2 separate regions of the Homo sapiens genome follow, and region 2 is linked to region 1. Evidence: chromatin loops called from intact Hi-C (ENCODE). Cell type or tissue: endothelial cell of umbilical vein. All regions are shown on one strand.

The links. A loop is a pair of places that touch in the nucleus more often than their neighbours do. Peaks named below come from ENCODE experiments on the same cell type or tissue, not always from the same donor. Only the 100,000 strongest peaks of a DNase experiment are listed, where the experiment ranks them.
Region 2: it touches region 1 in a loop (2.3-fold over the local background); 2 of 110 quality-filtered maps call a loop at or near these places.

The regions. Positions count from the first base shown.
Region 1 is chr6:81,610,248-81,618,247 of GRCh38, forward strand. No RefSeq gene overlaps it. Among named protein-coding and RNA genes, the nearest start is that of TENT5A, 140 kb to the right of the region's middle. In endothelial cell of umbilical vein, no CTCF peak of the experiment used is centred here; DNase peaks (open chromatin) are centred at 3,544 and 4,294; H3K27ac peaks cover 1,765 bases.
Region 2 is chr6:82,009,926-82,017,925 of GRCh38, forward strand. All of the region lies in intron 3 of LINC02542 (long intergenic non-protein coding RNA 2542), which reads right to left. It overlaps LOC107986617 (a long non-coding RNA gene), which reads left to right and starts at 7,679. Exons shown (of 4, transcript XR_001744231.2): 1 at 7,679-8,000. RefSeq lists an enhancer at 7,467-7,761. In endothelial cell of umbilical vein, no CTCF peak of the experiment used is centred here; a DNase peak (open chromatin) is centred at 4,136; H3K27ac peaks cover 3,287 bases.

The sequences.
Region 1 (8,000 bases):
AGTTAATAATAAAATATAGTTTAAAATAACTAGAAGGAAGATATTGAATGTTCCCAACACAAAGAAATGATAAATGTTTGAGATAATGGTTATGCTAATCACCCTAATCTGATCACTATACATTATATGTATATCCAAACACCACTATGTACTGTATGAATATATACAATTATTATTTGTCAGTTAAAAAAATTAAATTTGGTCAAGCACCGTGGCTCACACTTGTAACCTCAACATTTTGGGAGGCTGAGGTGGGTGTATTAGTTTAGCCCAGGAATTCAAGACCAGCCTGGGCAATGTGACGAAACTCCATCTCTACAAAAACTACAAAAACTAGCCAGGCATGGTGGTGCATACCTGTAGTCCCAGCTAGTCGGGAGGCTGAAGTGTGAGGATCACCTGAGCCCAGGAGGTTGAGGCTGCAGTGAGCTGTGATTGCACCACTGCACTCCAGCTTGGACAATAGAGTGAGACCTTGTCTCAAAAATAAATAAATAAATAAAATTAAATTTTAGAAAGATTGCCAAGTTAAGTGAGAAAAATACAAAGGAAATAAACTCTCTTTTAAAATATTGGGTAATTTTCCTTGTGAATAACCAGAGTATAGATAACCTATGAAAATTAGGTTGCTTACTATATTTTCTAAATTTTCAAAAATTTCTAAAACACCCCAGAACACTATGTCAAATTCATTGCTGCAGGCCTGTTTGCATTAGCTACTATATTTAGGGAAAATCTTATATCTGAGCCTAATGTTAAATCTTACCAGACTCCTGGAAAAGTAAACCCAGAGAGGTGGTGATGAGTATAACTCTATGGAATCACAAGGAACTGTGGGCCAGAATACAAGGATTAAAATTGTTGGGGAGTTGTTTTATGAAAAAGTAAAAACATTGTCTTTATCAAGTTCAAAGAAGACATCATGGGTCATATTTACTACTAGTTGGGATCTGTCACATTGAATTTAAATAAAAAATTTATTGAGGAGTGTATTTCTCATCATACCAAAAAGATGAACTTTAAAAGACTCTATAACCTACAATTTTCTTCTCATGAAAAATTTGAAGACAAATTCAAAACATTAGCTATTATTATTTACAAGCAGTTGCTTTATAATTTTAGTTTTGCTATATACAGTATATGTACTAGTAGTATATATAGTGGTATATATTTTATATACAATTTATATAGATTTTATACTACATATGTATGTATATATACACACACATACATGCATAACCCAAAGCTGAGTTTATTGCTTATTGCAGCAAAGAATGCAACCTCTACCAAGTCTTCATTGTGTCTCTGAGGAGAAAGAACAAATTGGAAATTTGGAGTCTGGTTTAAGTGGCTCTTTCAATAAAGGAGCTTGGTTAGAGATATGTAAGTTTCATGTACTCTGCACAATGCATTTGAACATCTATTTTATATTTAACAATTTTAAAAATGTATTAATTGTTTTTACATATTAAGAGTAACAAATCATTTAAAAGTACAAATATATTATGAAATTATATGGCTACATAAATCCTTCTAGTATCTTTTTAGACATCACAAAATATTATTTTTACAATAGAACTGTTTGTTACAGAAAAAAATTGTCTTAAGAAGGATAGTTTACTTGCCTAAGTAAGAACCTAAATGTCCCAATCCATAATAAATGGGGCCTTGCATGTCTTCTGATGACTGGTTTAGTATTATTTCTTAGTAACGTCTGCTGGCTGAGCACTATGCGTGTCTATGCCTCTTTCCTCATCTTCATTTCCAGAAAGCTTATGCCACCTGTGCAATGCATTTTTCTTCAAAACAAATAGAGGAAAGGATTTATTTTAATGAGAATTTTGTTGTCCCAATGGACAAAAAAAAGTCCTTAGAATTGAAATCCTTACTGAATCTCTAAATTAACCCTGAATTTGGAAAAGGCTTCGCATCAATTCACGCTACACCACTTCTAGAGATCAACGCCGAGAATGCCTTTTAGAATGATCCAACAGGCCACTTGCTCTTTTATGTTTTCAAATCATCAAGTATTTATTAATCATCTCCTATGTGATAGTACTGTTAGGAGATTTGGCAGACTCAAATGATGTAGTCACTGCCTTTGGGCTATTCTCTGGCTATTTCCTAGGGCTTAACTTTGGTTTAAAATAATCTAAATAGAGCAACATGGAAAACAGGTGAACAGTAATAAATTAGAAAAAAAGAACACAAGAAAAACACCAAGTTACATCATCAGACATGTGTTTACCAAGCTCTGCAAAGAAAGGAGTTCAGAGTAAAAAATTATCATGTATAGGAATAAATGATTGATTCTTAAAACGGTATTTATGAACAACCTAAAATGATTGCTACTTCTAAAATGATTTACTGTCACCTTGAGTTTTGATTTTTAAGCTATCTTTCTGCTCTTATAACTATCTTGAAAAATATTTTTTAAAGAAAAATCTTAATGAAGAAAATACCTGTGGCAGAAAATCCCAGCTAGCATTTAAATATATACTTATTGTGAGATGATTTAAACAATAGAGTTAACAAGTAATTCAAAATACCCCCAACCCAAAATAATCTTTAACTACTTTTGTGTCTCCTTCCAGAAAACAAATCCTAACCACACACAAATATATAGAGAGTAATTTATTCCTTTCTTTAAAACATGATTATTTTTTGAATAGGTAATATATTTACATGGTTCAAAATGTAAAAGATACAAACAAGAAGAGAGTGAAAATTTCTCATTCGCCGTGTTCCTTAGATATATTCTTATCCTTGAGTCAATTTGTATACCAGTTATTGTGCATACTTTCAGAAATATTTCATGAATGTACGTCCAAATATGTATACATTTCTGGTTTCATCTCGTAAACACCTGCACCCGAATGTTACATTTTTCATTTTTTTTTTTTTTTAACAAGAAGGGTTTCTTTAATTCTCCACCGTCTCGGGCCAAACTTAGTTGTTTAGCACCTTGTTTCTTCACATTAGAGACCCCAAAGGTGAAATGTGAAGAAAACCCAAAACTTTGAGTACATTTTTCCTGTGACATATTGATAAAACACAATTTGAGTAACTATGTGAAGTGCGGTGTATTGATGGTAAAAACTTGACATGAAAGCATTTTCATATAAAAAGGTCTAAACATTTTAGTTAATTCCAGGTTTAAAAGGTTCAAGAAAATTACAGTGTCTGCTTGAAAAGCTAATGTTTCCCTACCTTTGCATTAGTAGTGACATATGTCTAGATAACATTAGATTATATTTGAAATTTTGGGTCTAGCTCTGGGCACCATCATTTCAAAGGTATATTGGCAAAGTAATTCATTCAGAAGAGTCTTAACTAAATAAGGATCCCCTGGGGACCCTGACTATATAAGGATTGCATTATAGGACTAGAGAGTTTGTTTCTGGTGTAGATGAGCAGAAAGAAGAATATGTAAATGAGTTTCAAATATGTGAAGGGCTTTCCTGCTGAACAGTCACTGGATGGATTCTGAGTTGCTTCTGAAAGACTGTTTATCAGAATCATCCAACAGGAAGTAGTCTACTCAGGAAGTGACTGTCTCCTCAGAAGCAGAAATTGTTAACCACAATTATGTAAAAGTTTCCCTAGGGAAAAAAAAAAAGAAATATCCAACTCTTCCTGGAACAGGGAAGAAGGAAGGGAAGAAGGAAAGCAGAAAGAGAGGGAATCCACGAAAGCATGAAGTCTTGGGAAAACTTTGCTTTCAGGTAATGTAGATGGGAAAGAATTAAAAAGAAGGCTAGGATCAGATCATGAGGACTTCACAGGTTACCACCACCTACCCCACCACCCCCCAAAAAACAACCAATTCCTTCCTCAAGATCAGGCTTCAGCTTTATGTTTTCTTCACTAAACGTTTCTGCTGTCTTTGAAAATATGCCCAACTTCTCATTCTATTTCCAATATTTTCCTAATTAGAAATCCAGTTAATAGTGAGATAGCTGACAGATGCCAATGTGAGGTTTGATCACCATAATTTTGCACTGTGATTTGCTTTTGGAAGGTATCCAGTGTGATATTTAAGGCATCTACACTTCCTGATGCTCCAAAATGATTTTATTCCATTGTGGCATAGCAGTGGATTTCTCTATCTAGCATATAAGCAAAAAGAAAGTATGATAATGGTCTGTAATGAGCTAGGAAGATGTTTATGGCACTTTTAAAACCGGAAAAGCTGCATTTAAAGGGACTCAAGCACAAGAGGAAATGAAGGGATGTGCTAAGATTACATGAAGGCAGGTCTTATCTCTGAGGGAAAGGCTTTATGAGCAAAGCCTGCTCACTGCAGCTGGGGTGGCTTGGAAAGCACAAAGATATGCAAACAGTGGAAAGTCAACAATCAAAGAATGATGTTAGGGATCTCCAGGGTGGAATTAGGAGGTACAATAGGAAGTGTTTATGTACAAAAGGAAATTTTGTAAATGATTTTGATGTTGATCATGGGATCTCAATATTTTATATTTATTAGAAAATAAAGTGTGTAAAAGTGGAAAAAATTAACAAATGCTCTGTGGCTCTGTAGTCAGGACCGTACTATCTTAAATGTTAAACTTACAAATAATGTTATGTAGGTAAAGTCTTCAATTTTAGAAGTTTGTTGTTTTTGTTATTTACAGATTTCAACAATATAGAGCTCATGATTAGTGTATACGTTTTAATTGTGCATTCAAAGGGATTGCATGATCTTCTGAAATTTCTGGAATCACTTCATTATTTCACAGATTCTATATTAAATTATTGGATAATAGGCAATGCAGTATAACTTAGGTTTGAAAATTACCTTGAATCTATTTCACATTGAAGGCATGGTTTAATTTAAAATAAGAAAATGATATAAGACATTAGCATCAATATACATTCTGCCAGATGTGTCAGAAAAACGGTTCAGTATAAGTACCTCATTTAAATTTTCAACCATTAATCCAGATGTTTGGCATGGCATCAAACATACAATTTGACCAAATAATTGATCCCTTTTGAAAATGATTAGGTTCTTTAAGACATATAAATTCTGATTATTTATTTAACTTCAGTGTCATATATCTACATGATAAAAATTTCTTAACCATATTTTTCTGCATAGAAATGTATTCGGGGACTTTAAATTATTTGGCTTTTAATGCATACATGACTCTACATTTTACTTTATTCTGTAGATCCAGTCTCTATTTCTTTCACTATATACAATGGATATGGTGGTGTTTACTAAGCATTAAAAACGTGGTGTGTTAATTACTATAACATAAAATTATTTTCATATTAAATATTGGGTAGAAATTAGCATCTCTAGTTCTATTTTCATCAGGTCATTTCCTCTGGCTTTGATGACCGCTATTAAATATTTAAGCCATGTGCTTCAAGTTCCCTAATAAACAGCCACTGTCTAAAATTCCCTACAAAAATTCATTAGTGGCCTTTAAAAATAACTATTAATAAAATGTCAATAGGCTTAAACTTTACTGAGCCTGAGTTTTGCTCTTTGTTATCATTCCAAATCCAATTTGACTTTCGCTCCTCTCAGGCAAAAAGCCTCATTCATTTCTTTTTTGCAGAACTCTATCAATATGTTACTCTTAGCTATAATGTAACCAGTGCAGTCAGTTTGTAGTTCATCAATGAAAGAAGTCGTTTATTCATTTCATAAAAATGATTTATGGATGAGAACTTTAAGTCCACAGTAAGGCAAAAATAAGAGAATAACAGTCCAGGCCATGAATGCAGGTGTTGTTTAAAACTCTCCAGTGCTTTGTACATAAAGAAAACTTTTACATGCTGTAAGAGATTTCACATGTTTTGCTAAGTGGGTTTAGATTATGCCTTGAAGAATACTGTTTCTCAGTTCCAAATTTCCAATAAATATCTATGTTCACTTGGGGTAAGAAAGAAAAAAATGAGTTTTTTCTTTTTATGGCACAAATAGTGCTAAAAGCATCTGTAGTTGTCAACTTGAAATTAAAACAAAAAATCTGTTTGCATATGACAAGCTTAAATCAACTCCAAATTATGTCCAAATTGGGCAGAGCCCAGATTTTGTCACCATGGTCCCAACATTTCAGTTTCGATTAAGAGCAGACTCGTGTTCTACCATGTTTCTTCAAAGAGCCACTTCGCTATTTTTCAGCTGCTACAAAAGAAATTATTGGTCAGACACGGTGGCTCACTTCTGTAATCCCAAGGCTTTGGGAAGCTGAGGCCAGAGGATTGCTTGAGATCAGGGGTTTGAGACCAGCCTGAGCAACATAGCATGACCCTGTCTTTACACTTAGTTTTTTAAAAAATAGCTATACATGGTGGCACGGACCTAGCTATTTGGGAGGCTGAGGTGGGAGGATCACTTGAGCCCAGGAGTTGGAGGCTGCAGTGAGCTTTAATTGTGCCACTGCACTCTAGCTTGGGTGACAGAGCAAGACACTGTAGCTAAAATAAAATTAAAAAAAAAAAAAACAAATAAATCATGACTAATATTAATTACTGTCATACAATTCCAAGACATAGAGCTTTCCTAAGCACAGAAATGAATTTCCTCAGTTCTTAAAAAAGATAAGTAATATAATGTTTTATTTAAAAAATCTATGTTAATATGTATGTCACAAATAACATAATATATTACACTTTTCACATTAATAAATTGTTTATATAATACCGAATAGGACTTAGATACTTGGGAAAACTTTCATTTAGAAAACTATTTTCTTTTACATACAAACATGCCACACACACACCAAAATAAAGTCAAAAAACAGAAAGTAAATTTGATCATTGTCTAAGGATAAAAGTCTAGATTTAACACATTCTAAGAAACATGGCCACATCTGAAGGCAAAGTGACATTCTTTCTATTAACAGAGAAAGAAATAAAATAACTGAACCCTAAGGCAATAACCTGAAAATGACCCAAAAGTCTTTGCAATCTTTGCTCAGGAATATGAGAACCAAAAGGAATTCACCAACCCACCTATCCTTTAACAAAGGCAGGTGGTACACAGTAACCTGACTTCAGTGTGTTTCCTCCTCTACTTACTCACATATAGAGAAGAAAAATAAGTTGTCATTTGAGATAACCTGGAGTAGTGGAAAGTATAGGTTTTATATGAGTCTTTGTATCAATTATTTACTTCAGGGATTGTGAGGATTTGCAACAGCACGGAAGATTCTAGCAAATACTAAGAACTCAAGAAATACTTACCTAAACTCCAAAATGCTACATTCATTCATTCATTCACTTATTCCTTAATAATTAGATAATATGCAATTGAGAATAATAAATTAGTTTTTCTAATTATAATTAATATAATTTGTTATATTAGTTAGGATGTGATGCTGCAATAAAAAAAAAATAGACCCCAATATTTCAGTAGCTGAAAACAACAGACTTTTATTTCTTGCTTGTTATAGACCTGTTCATTCAGAAAAGTGAGGCAACTTCTCTACACAGTCTTTCAGAATCCAGGTTGTCAGCAGTTATACCATCTTCATACATGGCTGTTAAGATCACCCTAACAGCTGCTATTCCAGCTGACTGGAAGAGAAAAGAGAATAGAGAAGCACATGGGAGATTTTTACAGACCAGCCGTGGAACCCAGATTCTATTCATTATAATTGAGTCCGCAACTAATGCAAAAGAGACTGGGGAATACACTGAACTATGTGTCTGAAGCAACAGACATCAGATTTGGATCTCTGGCTCATCAAGTTTGGAAAGAAAGAAAACAAAAACTATAAATATCTTTTGAACTAAAATTCTAAATTTTTGGTTATATTGCAGTAAGAAGAAAATGAATATTTTCTGCAATAGTACTAATTATTATTAGTAATATGACTGGCAAACATACATGCACAAGCACTAAATGTTTGTGAGGTATGTGCTCAAGAGTCTGTGTAACAGGGAAGTACAATGGTTAGGAATTGTACTTGGTTAGAGTTGCTAACCAAGTTATGGTGAGAGGTTGGGTAAATTAGCCAACTTATTCTAGTGTCAATCAT
Region 2 (8,000 bases), 400 kb after region 1:
ATGATGGTTTGCTGTACCTATCAACCCGTCATCTAGGTTTTAAGCCCCGCATGCATTAGGTGTTTGTCCTAATGCTCTCCCTCCCCTTACCCACCACCCCCTGACAGGACCAAGTGTGTAATGCTCCTCTCCCTGGGTCCATGTGTTCTCATTGTTCAACTCCCACTTATGAGTGAGAACATGTGGTATTTGGTTTTCTATTCCTGTGTTAGTTTGCTGAGAATGATGGCTTCCAGCTTCATCCATGTTCCTGCAAAGGACATGAACTCATTCTTTTTTATGGCTGCATAGTATTCCATGGTATATATGTGCCACATTTTCTTTATCCAGTCTATCATTGATGGGCATTTGGGTTGGTTCCAAGTCTTTGCTATTGTAAATAGTGCTACAATAAACATACATATGCATGTGTCTTTATAGTAGAATGATTTACTTTCCTCTAGTATATACCCAGTAATGGGATTGCTGCATCAAATGGTATTTCTGGTTCCAGATCCTTGAGGAATTGCCACACTGTCTTCCACAAGGATTGAACTAATTTACATTCCCACCAACAGCGTAAAAGTGTTCCTGTTTCTCCACAGCCTCACATCTATTGTTTCCTGACTTTTTAGTAATTGCCATTCTAATTGGCATGAGGTGGTATCTCATTGTGGTTTTGATCTGCATTTCTCTAATGACCAGTGATGATGAGCTTTTGTTCATGTTTGTTGGCTGCATGAATATCTTCTTTTGAAAAGTGTCTGTTCATATCCTTCACCCACTTCTTGATGGTTTTTTTTTTTTTCTTGTAAATTTGTTTAAGCTCCTTGTAGATTCTGGAAATTAGACCTTTGTCGGATGGGTAGATCACAAAAATTTTCTCCCATTCTGTAGGCTCTGATGATAGTTTATTTTGCTGTGCAAAAGCTCTTTAGCTTAATTAGATCTCATTAGTCAATTCTGGCTTTTGTTGCAATTTCTTTTGGTGTTTTAGTCTTGAAGTCTTTGCCCATCATTTGCAACTAATTTTTGACAAGGGCACCAGAAATCCACAAGATTGAAAGATAACCTTTTGAATAAATATTGAATAGAAATCTGTGTATCTACATGTAAAACAAACAAACTCTTACCTTACACCAAGCACCCACATCAACTCAAAATAAAGACTTAGAGAAGAAGATATAGAGGAAAAGCTCCTCGAAGTTAATTTTAGCAAAAAATGCACAGACAACAAAAGCAAAAATAAACCAGTAGTATTACATCAAACTAAAAAGCTTCTGGATAGCAAAAGAAATGATCAACAAAATGAAAAGGCAACTTATGGAGTGGGAGCAAATATTTGCAAACCATATATCTGATAAGGGATTAATATCTAAAATAATACGGAATTCATACAGCTGAAAAGAAAAACATTAATAAATATGACTACAAAATAGGCAAAGAACTTGAAAAGAAATTTCTCAAAAAAAGACATCCAAATGGCCAAGAAGTACATATAAATGTGCTCAACATCACTAATCATCAGACAAATGCAAACTGAAATCTCTAGGTATCATCTCACACCTACTAGGATGGCTGTTATAAAAATAAAGAAGTAAATAAATAAAAGGTAAGTATTGCCAAAGATGTGGAGAAAAGGGAACCCTGTACTGTTGATGGGAATGTAAATGCATAAAGCCATTATGGAAAACAGTATGGAAGTTCCTTAAAAAATTAAAAATAGAACTAATATATGATCCAGCAATCCCACTTCTGGGTATATATCCAAAACAGTTGAAATAGGATCTTGAAGAGACAAACATCTGCATTCCCATGTTCATTGCAGCATTATTCACAATAACCAAGATATGGAAGCAACCTAATTGTCCATCAATGGATGAATGAATGAAAAAGTCATGGTAGATACATACAATGGAGTACTATTCAGCCTCAAAAATAAGGAAATCCTACCATTTGCACAACACGGATGAACCCGAAGACATTATATTAAATGGAATAAGCCAGACTCAGAAAGATAAACACTGCATGATTTCACTTACATGTGGAATCTAAAATAGTCAAACTCACAGTAGCAGAGAGTAGAATGGTAGTTGTCAGTGAATAGGGAGAGGAAGAAATGGGAAAAGAACAATTAAAAGGTACAAAGTTTCAGTTGTGTAAGATAAGTTCTGGAGATCTATACATCATTGCACCCATCACTAACAATACTGCATTACATACTTAAAATTCCTAAGAGAGTAGATCATATGTTAAGGGTTCTTATAGAAAGACAATAACAACAACAACAAAGAGGGCAGGAGGACACTTTGGGAGGTGATGGATGTGTTTATGGCTTTGATGGTGGTGCTGGTTTTATGGATGTATACTTATCCCCAAACTCGTCAAGATGCATATATTAAATGTATACAGCTATTTATATGTCAATTACACCTAAATAAGTTGGTCTTTTTAAAAAAGAAATTAAGTAAACAGAAAAGATGCAGTCTCTACTTGATAAAATTGCCACATACTATGTTTTATGGGAAAGGGGAAAAAAGCCCTTTAAGTTGACAGAATGCATACCAAGGTAATACAGGAAAACATTTGAAAAATAGGATTTTCATAATGTTTTACAAAAGGAGAGTTAACACTGAAAATTGTGCAAGCTCTCTTCTTTTGAAATATGAGGTAGAACAATTTTTCTTTTCATTTGAATAGTCTCTAGGACTATTTAACACCATATCATGTTTTCAAACAGCTATTCAGGCAATTGAGGCCTCTACAGAAGTAATTCAGGTTAAATGAGGTCATAAGTGTGGAGCCCTGTTCCAATAGGATTAGTGTCCTTATAAGAGACACCAAGGAGCTCTCTCCCTCTTCACAAGCTCACAAAGAGGTTCTGTGAGTACACAGCCAGAAAGCAGCCACTAAGAGAAGAGGCCTCAGGATAAAACCTACTTTGCCAACATCTTGATCCTGGGCTCCTGAGACTCTCAAAACGTTAGGAATAAAATCTGTTGTTTAAGCCACCCAGGCTGTGGTATTTTGTTATGATAGTTTTAGCAGACCAAAACAGGGCTGTTCACATCTCCACTTACCCATTCATAGTTTCTCTCCAAGGTTGTATTTCCTAGATAACTAGATAAAGAGGATTCCATCACCACACTGGTTCTAATTCTAAATGTTTATCCTACAAATATGATCTTATTTTTATAATCTTATAAAGTTATAGACCCATTATCTGTAAGAAAACTATATACATGTTGCAGAAAAAGGATCAAATACCAAAGAGTCATTTCAGCAAGTAACTAACCTGCCATGTAATCCAACTTTGCCAGCATATGAGAAAGCAGGTTTAATTTGGGAGTAGAGGAATAGAGCCACTAGGAAGGACTGGATCAGGGCCTCTACCAGACACTGTGAAGAATCTTTGTGTGAATTGAAAAAGGCAATCCTTCCTTGAGTTAAAAAAAAAAAGGATAATTTATTATTATACAACCAGACCCAGGGTACATGGTCATTCTGGTGTGGGGAAAATAGGAATGTAGGCAGCCACCCCACTTGGCATCATTAGGTAATCCCAGCCAACAGGGATGATGAGTGGTTATCTCATGTCATTATTTCTCTTGGTCAAAATTAGTCTCATTTTGGGTTCATCATATTGAATGATGATTCTAAAAGGCTCTGTGGAAAGAGAATCTCCTCTACTGCTCATGGAGAATACTATTCATCCTTTCTAGTTACTCCATGCCAAATCAATTCTGGTTCAAGACCAAAGCTAATATTAGAAGAAAAAAAGTTTTCAAGTGTTTGTTTATTTTAAAAGAACAAAATCTACTCTAGGGAATAGTGGAAAGTGTAATCCTTCTTCCCACAGGGGTGTGGTAGGGGGTGTTATGTGAGGCCAGGCCTAAGAGAAAAGACAAGGAAAGGTTGTTTTTTTTCCCTCATTTTCAGACTAGCCATCTGTGACTTAAAAATAAAAAGAAGGAAAGAAAAAGTCTTGGAGAATCTTGGCTTCCCCTTTGCCAATATATTTGAGAGTTCACTTTCTGTTCAGAATGTGAAAGGGACATAATTATTTCCACATCTGACTAATATGCACTTATTTGTGAAGGGCCATAATCCCGTAACCCATCTGGATCAGGGTCTTGGTTGTATTGAAAGTCAAAAAATGAGGGCTGTTTTCATCCTGGCTCCTCTTCTGACTGAGTCACCATGTCCTTGGGCAAGTTATTTCCTCTCTGTGTACCCGCTTTTAAAAACAGAGAGATAATAGTGTTCCTGACCTCCTTACCTCACTGGGATGTTGTCAGCATTAACAAGCAATAGACTCATATTTTTAGAGTAGACAGAAAGAAAATTGCTTAAATTTTAAAATATTATTTTTTTCTTCCCATAGATCTATTTTGTTCATCTTAAAGTTCCAAAATGGATCACAGGGGACAAATCTTTGGAGTCTTTCCAGTTTTCTTAAGAAAAATATGAAGACCAATGACATTAATTTATTTTGGGGGAGTTTTTACAGACAGTAAGTTACCAAACAAATAAAAATCATGGGATGAACTATTAAGAAAAAATAATCACAGTGTAGTAAAAATAGCACTGAATTGAGAGTTGAGAAAAAAAATCTCGGTTCTAGGTTTTGATTACTAACTTATTTAAGTCAAGTTATACTTCTCTAAGCCTCAGTTTACAGATTCAAAAAATGAGAGCCTATGATAATAATAGTTATCAGGTCTAGGGTACTGAATTTAACAAGATTCAAATAATATATGTAAATACTCGTTACAATTATAAAACACTGTGCAAATACTAGATTTTGTTGCTACTGTGAGCATACCAGCCCATCTCTGTGGTTACCACAGCATCACCTCATTGCTTCAAGGACAGTGGTTACACCAATTTACTTGGACATGAAAAGAGTGTCCAGCATGTTCCACATAATTAGAGCTCCTACCCAGCCATTTTTCACTTTGACGGGGAAAAAAAGGAAGGGAAGGGCTGTGTTCCATGTTTAGGACACCCTTTGATTCAGATATAAAATGAGAGCTTTGAGGCTGAGGTGATGGGTCTGTGCTGACTCAGGAAATGAACTGTCTTCTTCCAAGGAGCCTTAAGTTCTACCCATTTCAGGGTGTGTCAGCAGAGACACAGAAAGTCAATATTCCATACAGTAAGGTTTGAAGCACTGCTGATCTACTCAAGGACTGAAGGAAAGGACGGTGGAAGAAGGCTTCCAATATTTTCCAACATTGGATGGCAAGAAAGCAGCTTTGCTAGATGACAGCTACAGTCCCCTCCAACCCTGCAGCTCAATCAGTCTATGAATCAGCAAACCATAAAAATAATTAAGGAAGTACACATAGTCTCCTTGACTCCTTTGTCCTTTTTTTGGTGACACAGCCATTCTGAGTCAGTTCAGAAATAACCTGGGTTTTCAGTTTACCAGAGTCTGTCAACCTTTCTCGGCCACTCCAAGCCATCCTTATAATACTTTGTTCTTTACAGACCACCCCTCTCAATTCTGCCCTTAATGATCTTCTTATATCATTGTATATTTTTCTATCAGGATCTGCCTTAACAACCAGATTGTAAAGTCTTTGGGTGCACAAAGGCATCACACTTCTGGCTTTTCATGGCACTTTGTAATCTTAATTCTCTGAGGTTCATACTTGTTGATGAAATCAATCATTCCAGGGTCACTCTTTGTGTGTTTTTGCCTTTGTTTCACTGGTCCTTGAACATCATGCCCCACGTCACAGCATTTCCTTCTGATGCTTTGTTCTGAATTTCCATTCCTGTTTACGCTGCCACTCCAGAAAACTTAAGTACCATCCAAAGACCATGTTCACAAATGTCTAATGGGAAGTGAGCCATGAGATGCTAGCCATAGTGGGTCTATGTGCTATAAAAAAACTTAAAAAGTACTCAGTGTAGGAAAAATTTCACAACAACCATTCCATGGTGAAAAATAAATATTGGCAATAGGCATGAGAGGGAAATAAGAAAAAGAGAGACTCATTTCTCAAAACTGAATGGCAAGTGACAACTGTGCATTACTTTGACTATGCAGTGATTCCAAGAGCAAATGTGGAAGAAAGAACTTCTAGAAGTTTAAATTCTACTCTCATATTTTTGCCCTACCTATTTCTACACTTGATTTACACTCTGCAGAATAGAGAAGATCACTGAGTTCAAAGAACATTCAGTAGTAGGCAGGATTGTGGGTGAAAAGGAAGAGTGGAAAAGAAGGAAAGAGCAGAAACTCTGACCTATTCAGAATACTATGTTCATCTTCCTTTGCACCTACACTGGGAAAATGGTTGTTGAAACACTGAAAGAAGGCAACAATTTCAACACATTGAATGGAATATAGTGGATTAATAGTTCAGTTTTATGTTCCAGTTATTGAGTCAAGAATATTGATGCCCAGGGCTAATGATTACTTTACGGTGAGTACATGGTAAACTGATGGCCCTATGTGTTCACAACTCCCTGTATCCATACCCTTTGCAATATGCCTTTGCATATCCGTCCTTTGCTAGTTGAGGTCTATTTTCATGCTTCTTATGCCTGGGCTCGCTTTTGTGACTTGCTTTGGCCAACAGAATGCAATATGATGGGGTACAATCAAGAAACCTTGCATGCTTTACCTCTCTCTTGTCTCAGAACCCAATTTCTAGCATGAAAATAAGCCTAGGCTAGCCTGCTGGATGAGAAGAAATACACAGTCCCATCCTCCATATCACCCAAACTGATAGCCAGCCATGTGAGTGACACTATTCTATATCAGCCTGTTTCTAACTGACCCAACAGCAGACATAAGATGCATCGTTGAGCTCAGCAGAACTAAGCAAAGATCAGATAAGCAGAACCCAAAACTATCTAGCTAGCCAACAGTCTCATCAGGAATAATAACTGCAACAAAAGATAATTGATACAGAGTCATTCAATCAATAGTTTGGCCAGACACTTTGCCTACTAAGAGAGGCATGTACATAAATCTGGAGATAGCCAGGAGCCTGAGCCAGTAGTTTTCAGAGTTTATACTCCTACCAGGGCTGTTTGGAATCCAGAATAAGTAGTTCCAAAAATAAATTTAAAGCTCCAGAGAACATTTTTAATAATAATGATCTTAGAAGCTAACATACGTGAAATGGTTACTACAAAGCCATAATCTCCTCTAATTTCATCAAATATAAGCTATTATTATCCTATTTTATGGATGAGAAACTGAAAGTAAGAGAAGTTAAGTTGGTAACTAGAGCTGAGATGGAAACCTTGTTGAGTCTGATGCCTAACCCCAGGTTATAAACACTGCACAATAGTGTGTCACTGGAGATGTGGCAGTATTTTCACAGCTGGCAACCAAGGACCAATCTTGGAGGCAACTCTCCTATCTACAGTAGAAATGGTATTTGGGGTAACTATCTAGGCTTATTCAAAGGAACAGGAGGAAAGGGGGCAGCTGGAGAGAAGGTAGTTGCTTAACACCTGACAGATGTTATTACAGCAATAAACAAGCCCAGCAAATCCTCCTTCCCTCTTTAGAACATTTGTCTCCATGGTGAAATAATGCAAAACTGGGCAAGAATCAGTCATAACCTGGGAGAAGGGAGGGCTCAGGGTCACAGAGGCTTAGCAGAGTCCTCTTTGCTGACTCTGACTCATCAATCCCTGAGGAGTTAAGCACTTGCTTAACAGCTCTCCCAGTCATTTCAATAGGCAACAGGAGAAGGGGACAGAGCAAGCAGGAATCTCATGCCATTGTAAAGTTTTTAGATTTGATTTGGGATTTCTCAGTCTCCCCTGTGAGCATTGCAAAATATTTCTGCCCATTCTGGGTATGATTAATCTATCCAATCCACATGAAAATTACCATATTGAGTGCTCCAAAAATATTCTGTGTTGAAGAATCAGTTTATAAGTTAATTCCATTGTATAGAATTAATAATAATTAATTCTACTCTCAAAGGCAACCCTATGATGTAGGTATTAGTATTTTCATTTTAACAGATGAAGAATTTAAAGTTTGG